Regions from separate parts of the Homo sapiens genome. Here region 1 is linked to region 2. The links are chromatin contacts, found by Hi-C or POLR2A ChIA-PET in ENCODE. All regions are on one chromosome and are shown on one strand. Each heading gives the region's core, a stretch centred on a gene start or an enhancer-like site at or near the end of the contact. The rest is flanking DNA. Distances are from core to core; before and after follow the strand shown. Region 1 holds the start of IRF2 (interferon regulatory factor 2). Region 2 holds the start of WWC2 (WW and C2 domain containing 2).

Evidence for each region. A loop is a pair of places that touch in the nucleus more often than their neighbours do. ChIA-PET counts read pairs that join two places held with the same protein, here RNA polymerase II (POLR2A). Pooled maps may share reads with other maps.
Region 1: a loop to region 2 is called in a map of ascending aorta, with 8 times the contacts of the local background. The contact joins the promoter of IRF2 here to the promoter of WWC2 in region 2. A Hi-C loop is called at or near these places in 1 of 168 maps with a recorded cell type or tissue (ascending aorta) and 6 of 50 pooled maps. POLR2A ChIA-PET finds 5 or more read pairs at or near these places in 1 of 52 experiments (AG04450).

What each region holds. Positions count from the first base shown.
Region 1 is chr4:184,472,488-184,477,475 of GRCh38, forward strand. It overlaps IRF2 (interferon regulatory factor 2), which reads right to left and starts at 2,063. Exons shown (of 9, transcript NM_002199.4): 1 at 1,892-2,063. IRF2-DT (IRF2 divergent transcript) reads left to right here and starts at 2,315. Exons shown (of 1, transcript NR_186573.1): 1 at 2,315-4,817. RefSeq lists silencers at 322-391, 452-1,141, 1,222-1,271, 2,082-2,201 and enhancers at 2,232-2,421, 2,772-3,101.
Region 2 is chr4:183,096,919-183,102,086 of GRCh38, forward strand. WWC2 (WW and C2 domain containing 2) reads left to right here and starts at 2,339. Exons shown (of 23, transcript NM_024949.6): 1 at 2,339-2,704. The coding sequence starts at 2,574. It overlaps WWC2-AS2 (WWC2 antisense RNA 2), which reads right to left and starts at 2,281. Exons shown (of 1, transcript NR_024008.1): 1 at 103-2,281. RefSeq lists an enhancer at 1,098-1,392 and a silencer at 1,098-1,392.

The DNA.
Region 1 (4,988 bases), core at 813-3,312, 1.4 Mb after region 2:
ATCCACAACAGGAAATCTAACTATCCTCCATACCTCCTGGCCATTCATCAAAAGCAGACCGAGTCACAGCCATAAGGAGGCCGGTGGCTGAAGACGAATGCCAGCACCACTTTTCCTCATTTAGAACAACTGAGTTTTTTCCTTCCATAACCAAGGACAAGGAGCAACCGGAGGGAGGAGGTTGAAGAGGGAGGGGGCGGGCAATATGTCCCCAAGTTTCAGACAGTAGCGGGTCAGAAACGAGCGAAAGCCACCTCGCTCTTCTGAGCTACCTCGGCCGCCAGTCCCCGGGATCACATCCGCAGCCGAGCGCCAAGGGTCCGGCCTACACAGACTGACCCGGGCGTTTCACCTGGTGCCCGACCACGGCTCTGGCGCCCTGCCCAGGCTGCCCGCCTCCTTCCCCTCCCCCGCTTCTTAGGGAACAAGGAGGAGAGGGTGGCAAACGCACCCAGACCGGGGGCCAAGGGGAGACGCCGGCGCGTGCTGGGAGGGGCATGAGTTACACCCGCGACCCTTGGAACTTGGAACGGCTTCCCCAGCCCCGGCGGACGCCGGCCCCCAGGCCGTGCCACTGGGAGCAGGCGGGCGCCGCGATTGGCCGCGGCCGGCTTCACTCGGTGGGCGAGCCCTACCGGCGAGGCGGAAAGGAAGTGGCGGCCGCCGCGGCTTTGCACCAACCATGTTCGGCCAGCGGGCGAATGTCACCCGGCGCCCGGAGCCGGGTCGGAGGGCACGGGGCGGGCACTCGCGTCCCCACCCCGCCGCGGCCCGCGCCCCGGGACCCCGAGGGGACGCCGGCCCCCACTGCGCCGCTCGGTCCCCGGAGGCTCCCCGCCCCCACCTCGCCCGCTCCGTAGCCGAGGCGGGTCAGGCCCAGCGCGCGAGGCCGGCCGGGGGCGCCTGCGGGGACCCGGGGGCGCACGGCGCTAGGCCGCGGCCCGGGCGGCTGACCCCTCGGCACGGTGCCTTCCTGGGACGCGCCGCCCGAGCCCCTGGCGCGCTGGGACAAGTGCAATGACAAAGCCCCAGGGCCCGACCGGGCGCTGGCCGGCGGGAAGGAGGACGCGGCGTCCCTTCTGAGCGGCGGCGGCGGCGGCCCAGCCCCCAGGAAGCAGGGCGCGTCGGCCAGGCCCGGCGCCCGGCCCGGCTCCGAGCCCGCCCTCCCGCCCCGGCCGCTGGCACCCGACGCCCGCGACCCGACCCCGAGCCCGGCAGGCAGGCGAGCCCCTGGACCGCCGCGGGGCGCCCCAGCAAGTTTCCTCTGGCCGTGGCTGGAGGCGCTCCTCCCGGCCGGGGAGCGGTGCCTGCTTATTTACGCTGGAGGCAGCCTGGAGAGGCGCCGCCGCGGGCACCGAGAAGGACCCGCTCCCCTCCTTCGGATCCGGTGGCGGCGGTGGCTGCACACACACACACGCGCGCACACACAAACACGCACATACACACAATTTTGTTTTAAATGAGGCCCGACTCCAGCTGACCTGCACCCCCACACACAACACCTGGGGCGCAGAAGCACACACAGCAGGTCTGTGTCCATGGAGCCACCTCTCCGCATCTGCAAATCCAAAAGTGAAATTAAACCTCCACCAACCTCCTCCTCCTCCTCCCTCTCTACCTCCTCCTCCTCCTCCTCCTCGCAGCCTCAGCAGCCCCAGTAGCAGCAGCAACAGCAGCAGAACCTGCTTCCCCTAAAATCAGATGATCCATAATTGCGCCGACTGTTCCTCCAAAAATCAGTATTAATATTTATGAACCCCGGCATTTTCCGTCTGCAAAACATCGTGTCAAGGCATCAGGACACGCATACACACACGGCCCCCCACAGTCCCCAGAAACATGCCCTCGAGAGAAACACACACAGTCACAACTATTATTTGAAAAATGTTACCTCTCAGTGTGCTTTTTTCACGCTACCAATACAATTCCGCAAGGTATAAGTGTTGCTAGGGTATGTGAAATGGAAATGAAAGCCCGTCAGTTGAATAATCGCAGGAGCAAAACTAAAAGTTACTCCCCGGCTTGCCTGAGAACAGTCCAGATCGAAAGCAAAACAAGGAGAGGAAACTGCGAAGAGCCGCGGCTGGAAATCCCCCCACCCCCCGCCCTCCTCCGGCCGCGCTCCCTCCCTCGCCTCCCCTCTCCGCCCTCCTCCCTCCGCCCTTCCTCCCCAGTGTTTGTTTCAAGCTTGTGCAACCGGGAGGTGGAGGCGGAGGGAGGGCGCGAGCGGCCCGGCCGGGAGGTGCGGAAGTTCGCCGCAGCAGCTCATTGGCGGGCAGCGCCGCTTTCATCATTTCTCGGAAAAGTCAATTTCATTTTCGCTTCCCCAGGTCGCGGCGGCGGGAGCAACAAGCAGCGGCTCGTGAGTCCGCGGCTCGCACCCAGGGGCGCCCGCACGTGCGGCTAGAACGTCCGAGTCGGGGTCCGGGGCGGGGGGCGCAGGCCCGCGGCGGTAGGGGAGGAGAGCGGGCACCCGAGTCTCCATCCTCAGGGTGGCCTGAAGGTTCCAGGAGGGCGTCCGGCGAAGGCACGGGGCTGCGACCATCCAGTTAGCAGGGCTGGTGTGACTGTTGAGAGTAAATGAAAATTCGTTTTGTGACACCGACCACCTCCAAGGAATGAAAGGAGCAGTCAGCCGAAACGACAGCATTACTTGCGTCCTTACCTAATTGGAACCTTATCCGTGGCTGAGGGTGCCACCATTGGAGGGGCCGCCGCCCCCTCTGACACCACCTGGCGCTCCGCTCCATTTAGGAGCTAGAACGAAAAGGAGGCCCATCCCCCAGTAAGTCACAGCCCACGCCAAGATGAGTTCTGGAGCCTGTGCGACCGAAGTTTCTTCACCGCAGGGCGAGGTGGACAAGGGTGTGAGTTACTTTGACTTCAAGACGTCTCAGTGGCGGCTGGTTCTGGAGAGAGGCTTTATGCTGGAGCACTTCCAGCAAAGTTCGGCTGGGGCCTCCTTAACTCACTGGCTGGTCACCCTTGGCCTCGGTTTTCAACCAAAGCCTAAGGCCTCAGTTTTCAACGCTGTAAATGGAAATAAATGAGAGAAGAAAGTACAGCCCGTGTGACAAGTGCAGCAAGCAATGCAACTTCCTTGGGACCTACCCTTTGTGGTCCCTTGCTTTAAAAGTATAGATTCACATTTAGTTAGACCTGTTTCTTCCTCGCATGCAATTTCACCAGTCTTTTCCCAGACTTCTGTACTCAACAGAGGAAGTTCCTTCCTGGGAGACCATAGCTGTTTGTATGTAAAGAGTTGCGAAAAAACAAAAGCAAAACAAAAAACTCCAACACCTCTCTGTCACAGAAGTATTGAATTATATAGACTGGAAAAATGGAAGTATCCAAGAAAACGCGTGTGGTAAGAAAATGGCTAAGGTGCAGGATTCTGTTTTGTGGCTCTGGTCTCAGAAATAGACCTCACATACACATTATTCCTTATCCCCTCTATTATAATACTCACTTTTTTTTTTTTTTAAGAGACAGGGTAGGCCGGGTGCAGTGGCTCATGCCTGTAATCCCAGCATTTTGGGAGGCCAAGGCAGGAGGATCACCTGAGGTCGGGAGTTTGTGACCAGCCTGACCAACATGGAGAAACTCCATCTCTACTAAAAATACAAAATTAGCCAGGTTTGGTGGCGCATGCCTCTAATCCCAGCTACTTGGGAGGCTGAGGCAGGAGAATTGCTTGAACCCAGGAGGCGCAGGTTGTGGTGAGCCGAGATTGTGCCATTGCACTCCAGCCTGGGCAACAAGAGCGAAACTCTGTCTCAAAAAAAAAAAAAAAAAAAAAAGAGAGGGTCTTGCTCTGTCACTCAGGTTGTGCTATCATAGCTTACTGTAACCTTGAACTCCTGGCCTTAAGCGATCCTCCTGCTTCAACCTCCCAAGTAGCTGGGACTACAGGCCTGTGACAGTGCCTGGCCCAGGCACTGACTTTCTTATGTCATATAGCAATGACCACTAAGGGAAAGTCTATACAAACTATAGAATAGTTGTCATTCTTTACCCAACCCGGGACACAAGTTAAAAACCTAGTATTCATTTTTTTTTTCCTGTACCAAAACAATCATCTTCCTTTATTTTTCCTGGAGCGGGAAGAGGAGAGTGGAGAAGAAGGGAAGAATGCAAAGTGTCACTTTGAACTTCTCGTTCACCACACACGTGGGAGTCCACTCATGTCAGCAGCCTCCGTGCACAGGCCCCAGGTGAAAGAAAGAATGAGGTCTAGTTGGACCAGCTAACACTGCCTGCCTTGTGTTTACGAAAGGCAGCTGCCTCTGTGGTGTGATTTCAGGGGAGCCAGACAGGGCCGGGGCCACGAACCTGCATCCTGCATCCTAAGCACCTATTGCCATGCGTGAGGCTAACTGGAAACTCACTTGCTGGGTGCAGATAGCTTCCAAACTATTGTGATGCTCATGCTTGACTTCCCAAGGAACGTGTTTCAGGAAAGGCCATTGCCCTCATTATGGTCTTTGATAAGCAGGAAGAAGTTTGTTGTTCCTTTTTTTTCTTAATGCCCTACTTCGTGCAACATACATCCAATCAGTCATATCCTATTGACGCTACCCCTAAATATCTCTGGGCCTGGCCCGTGCTCAGGGCACTGCCTTCATTCAGTTACTGCACTTGCCTGCTGCCTGTGCTCCTGGTCTCCTGCTTGGACTCCCCCAGGCCAGCAGCCACACTACTGCCAAAATCCAGTCGAAAATTAACTTCAGGTAAAGCACAATTCCAAACCTAACACTGCCCCCCTCAAAAGCCTCTCTGTAGCCTTCAGAATAAAGACCATATTATTTGACAAGACACATAAAGTCCATTGTAATCTGGCACCAAACGACCTTTCCAGCCTCATCTCCTGCCATTGTGTCCCACAAGCCCTACATCCCTCCCTTGCCAAACCAGCCTCCGCTCCTTTTTGTCAAACAACAGAGCTGTCCTCTTGTTCATTGTTTTATCTTTAGCATGGTGCCCAGCAC
Region 2 (5,168 bases), core at 1,089-3,588:
AAACTACTTAGCTGAAAGTTTAACAAATTTGAAATTACAAGTATTGTAGAATAGTTCATCTCAGTGACATAAAATTACGGCAGCAGCAAAGTGTGTTACTTTGGTTTTTTTTTTTTAATAGTAAGATGTAGACATTTTAGTATAACAAATGTTTTCAAGTTGTTTGGGAAATAAATAAGCTAGGAAGCAAGGTTTAAATAAGAATGGTTTGGTTTGGTGCTGAATGATGTTGTTAGTACACCGCAATTCAAGTGTTGGCTATGCATTTGGGCCAATTTAGGGAAGTCCAAAACAACGCACATTCGCTCAGTAGTGTGAGAGATTAATTGTAGGCAGGTCCCATCTTTTTTACAGTATTCAAACGTTCAACCTTAAGACCCCACCAGGGCGTCTCATTCCACCGGGAACTAGAGAAGCTTGACTTGTGTGATCACCTCCTGATGAATGGACTGGGGCGGAACACAGATCCGGAGGTGGGGGCTTCTCTTCACCAAGCGCAAAGCCTACCTTCCAGAAGGCTGGCTGCACAAGCGGCCGCCCTAAATGCGGTCAAAGCGGGCAAATTCGCCGTGGGTGCCTTCCTTCCCTACCTCCGGCCCACTCTGGTTGCTCCTTCCCAGGTGCTCCAAGCTCTCCAGAGTTTCTGGTGGTTTAAAGTTTCCGCTTCACGCCCAGACTGCTCTAAGGGCAAACACGACCCCTTTCCTCTTCTAGGACCCCTTCCGTGAAGTCTGTTCCAACCCTGAGCCTCTCCACCTTCGAGATTGGCCGCAGATGCCCCGACGGGATGGCCTGGGGAGCCGAAAGCTGTCCCCAGCCCCGGACAGCTACTGCCCACGCCGCGCAGGCCAGCCTCACACAGTAGCGAATCTCCTTCACGCGACTTCCTCGCAGGCCTGTGAACCCGCAGGGGAGGCGGAGGTCGGTTCAAACCCTGCGAGAGCCCCTGCCCAGCGCGGAGTCCTGCACACGGTGGAAAGTCCTTACGCATTAGCGGGCAGGATTAAACGACTTCACACCACGAGGTGCAAGACTGGGCTTCGGGGCCTTCCTCGGTGTTGCTATTTTAAAAGAAGCTGCTCAGTAACCCAGAAGAAGATGACGGGGGACGGTGGTGTAGACCCGGCTGGAGAGGAGTCCAGGGCCTGGGAGGCGCCCCCTCTGACTGAGGGGCTGGGGACCCTGAAGCTTGGCGTCCAGGCCCCGCCAGCGCTGCACCCGGCATTGTCCCGCCTGGGGCAGGCGTCCGGTCCCTCGGCAGTGCGGGCCAGCACGTACGTAGTAGCTGCTGAATAAATAAATGCCTATGCAACAGGGAACGTCCCGGCCCACCCCGGCCGGGCCAGGGCCTAGGAAGGGCGGGCGTCCGGCGCCGCCGTGGGTCCCTCCGGCGTGGCCGCCCACACCTCCTGGCCACGGCGGGGCTGCGGTGGGGGGACATCCTGGGGCGGGCGGCTGGACGGAAGGGACTAGAGTCGGGGCGCGTCCACGGCCAACCGCCCCGAACCAAGCAGGGGAGGCCAGGGACCAGGAGCTTCCGGGGCCCCGCGGCTGGAGCGCCCGGACGCGAAGGGGCGGCGGGTGACGGGGCGCGGTGCGGGCGGCTACAGGGCCGGACGGGAGTTCCTCCGCTTTCCGCCGCGCGGCTCGCGGTCTCAGCCGAGGTCATCGAGGGCCAGGAGCCCTGGCGGAGGCCCCGCCGTCCCGGACCCACCGACGCACTCCCAGGGCTTGGCGCTTTCCCACCACCCCGGACCGCCCTTGGGGTGCCGGAGGGGCTCGGGGCGCGGCGTGGGGAGCCTTTGTGCCCTCTCCGCTTGTTGAGGTTTTTTCTCCGGAGGAGAGCTCCCCGCCCGCCACCCCTTTCCTCTCGAAAGTTTTGTGGTTTCCCTAGAAGACGAAAGAGGTTGAGAAGGTTGCGGAGACTTTTGCAATCTTCCCCGTCCAGAAACTCTAAAACCTCTCGGCGTTTGGCCCAGGGGAGCTATCTGGGGTCAAGGGGAGGGAGCTGGCCGCACATTCCTTCGCCCGCCTTCCTCCCACCTGGAGCCGCGGCCCCGCGGGGCAGTGCGTCCGAGCTGGTGCGGCGACGCCGGCAGCGGCGGGGTTAAGCTCAGGAATGCGGCGCGAGGAATGCGCATGCAGATGAGGCGGGCGGGCGCATGCTAATCGCATGCAAATGAGGGGCCCGCCGCTGCCGCGGCAGCGCCGCAGCTTCCCGGATCCGAGCCCAGACGGCGGCGGCTCCGGCAGCCTGGGCGCCGCGACCCTCGGCGGCCAGAGGGGGACGGGGCGGAGGAGGAGGAAGAGGCGGAGGCAGCGGCGGCGAGGGGGAGGAGGGTTCGCTCGCCGGCTCCGACGCAGACATGGTGGACTGATCCGCAGCGGGGCCGCGAACAGCGTTTCCTGAGGCACCTCCCGCGCGTGGTTCCGCCGCGCCCCGCGCCCTGCGCCCCTCAGCCCCTCGCCGGCGCCCGCGTCGCGGGTTGGCAGCCTAGCCCGGCAGCCGCGTTCCCGCCGCGTCCCGCGCCCGGTACCTATGGAGGCGCCGCTCGCCGGCGAGGCCGCCGACCATGCCTAGGAGGGCCGGGAGCGGTCAGCTGCCGCTGCCCCGGGGCTGGGAGGAGGCCAGGGACTACGACGGCAAGGTCTTCTACATTGACCACAACACCAGGAGGACCAGCTGGATCGACCCCCGGGACAGGTGGGCGCCGGCCGCGGGGGCGCGGGCCCGTTCGGACACGGCGGCTGTTGTCCCGGAGACCCGGCCGCGCGGGGGGCTGGGGCGGCGCCGGCCCGCGGTGCCCCGAGGGGTCCCGGGAGGGATGTGGGGCTGGCTGCTCCGGCGGGGCCGAGGAGCCGCCCGTACCCGGGCTCCTCCGCCCACCGGCTTCCCGACGCCCCTCCGGGGACCCGGCCCCGAGGCAAGGCTGGAGTCGCTGCCCCGGGCCGACGCCGCGCGCCAGGCTAACGGACCCGAGGGGCCACCTGAGCCCTGTTAGGAACTTCCCTAGGCTTCGAGGTGCCCACGTGGAGGCTGCAGGACACCTTCGGCCTCTGGGCGGCGGGGGTGGGCTAGGGCCTCACTGCCAGTTGGGGAACGAGCCCTCCGGGCCACCTGTGGCATCCCTCAGGCCGTCCTTGGCGCGGGAGCCTGGGCTGCGAGCTCTTGGCGGGGGCGCCCAGACTGGCCGGAGGTCCCGAGCTGGGAAGGGGCTCCCGCCCCCCGCCGGGCCCTGCTAGTGGGTGTGACTGACTTTGCCCCTCAGAGTTTAAAAACGCGCGTTTGGGGGTTTCGCTGTCTGTCGTTAGTCTTCACCTGAAAACTTGAACCGACTCCCAGATCGGGAACAGGCATATTGTGTTTGGAAGGGAGATGTAGTGAAATTAACGTTGGGTATTGAGGCACTCTGATTTGAGCTTAGCCTGGTTTCTTTGTTTTTTGTTTTTTAAATTGGTTCAGGAACTGAAGGTTCACAAATGTTTCTGTGTCCCATATTTTTTTTACCCTTAAAATTTCTTAGAATTATTGTAAGAATAATAGGAGGTATTCCTAATTATAAATTTGTAAATTATCCATTAAGGAGATATTCCTAATTGTAAATTTAAATAACGTGCCACCAGGGATAACTTCGACATTTGGACTTTTGTCATTTCTGAAAATTATAACTTTATTGAATGTGGCCCTTTGGGCTTTATATACTTTTTAGGTGCTTCTCCTATTTAACATTTTCCCTTTTCTCAATTTGAAGCTGAAATACCTAACTACTTTATAATCTCAGTTACTTTTGCCCTAAAAATGTTGTTTTTGAAAGCTACTAAAAGGCAATTACAAGAAAGTTATAAATAACATTATAAATTTATGGAACAATCCTTGTTCAATTATCCGTGAAGCTACGGGCCTAGGTTTCCCTCCTGAAATGAGAAAAGGCACCTGTGCTGAGGTTCGGTCTTGCCGCAGCCTGGCTGCCTGTTGCTGGCCTGATGAAAATTGTGACAGGCATCACACCTTCCCAGTGTCTCCAGACGTGCTAGTTGTTGTCATAAACTTCACGCTCCAAGCCAGTTATTTGACTTATGCTATTGCACTTTGAAACTACTTAACAGATAGTAAATGTCAGTGCTGATGGTGTGCACCCAACTGCGGCTTTTAAGGCACCTGTATAAATATTTGACTTTTACAGTTGTGTGGTAATTCTTTCTGCTTTCTGATACTTGGAGTTTCAGGTAATTGAAATAACAATAAATTCTTGAAATATTTAGGCATTCTAGGTTCTCTTCTTCGGTTTACATGCTTTACTATATTATCTCAGTTGTGTTTACCGGAAAGGATTACAAGAATATGTAATGTCTGGGTAAAGTAAATAGAAAGTGGAGTGAAATTATATGACTTGGCTATCCATATCACTACTTTTTTCACAAGTCAAGCATGTCCTTTATTTTAAACTCTTAATGGATTAGTAATTATTATGAACTATTTTCAGGAAACTGGATAAACAATTCATTGGATAGGGACAAATAGTTTTGACTAAGATAGCTTTTTATTTTTCCAATTTTCCTTGCAGCTGTTAGGTCTTAAATATTCAGAGACATAAATTTGACGACTTACAAATATTTCTGGATCTCAGAGTTTTAAAAGATACTCTGTTGAGATCAGAGTCACCATTATATACTCAGTTTAAATTTGATTATATTTTCTTTTAGGGCAATTAAGTGACTAAATCTTACTAAATAGAGTAAGAGCTGATGGGAACGTATATTTGGAGTAACTATTAACTCCTGTCAGTTTTGTTACACACTTACCAAACATATGGAAAGAGAGATGTTACACAGGCCAATAGGAGTGTGTGGATTCTTCTGCAGGATCAACTTACAAATTCTGAAAGAAAAACAACTTGATATACTATGGGTCTGCAGTACTTTTGAACTGTTTAAGCCATTTAATTAGAATGGTCACGATGATTTACCTTGCATATTTTTTATGTTATTCTGTTAAGGAAAAGAATTTTGTGTTTTTGATAGTCTATCAGAATTTGTTGAATATTTCTGATTATACAGATAATTATGCCGATTTAGTAGGGGAGGCTAGGGCATTTTATAAGAACATAATTTCATTCAACAGGTAGTCATGCCAGAATGCTGAAGCATTATTCTAAAATGCTTTTAAG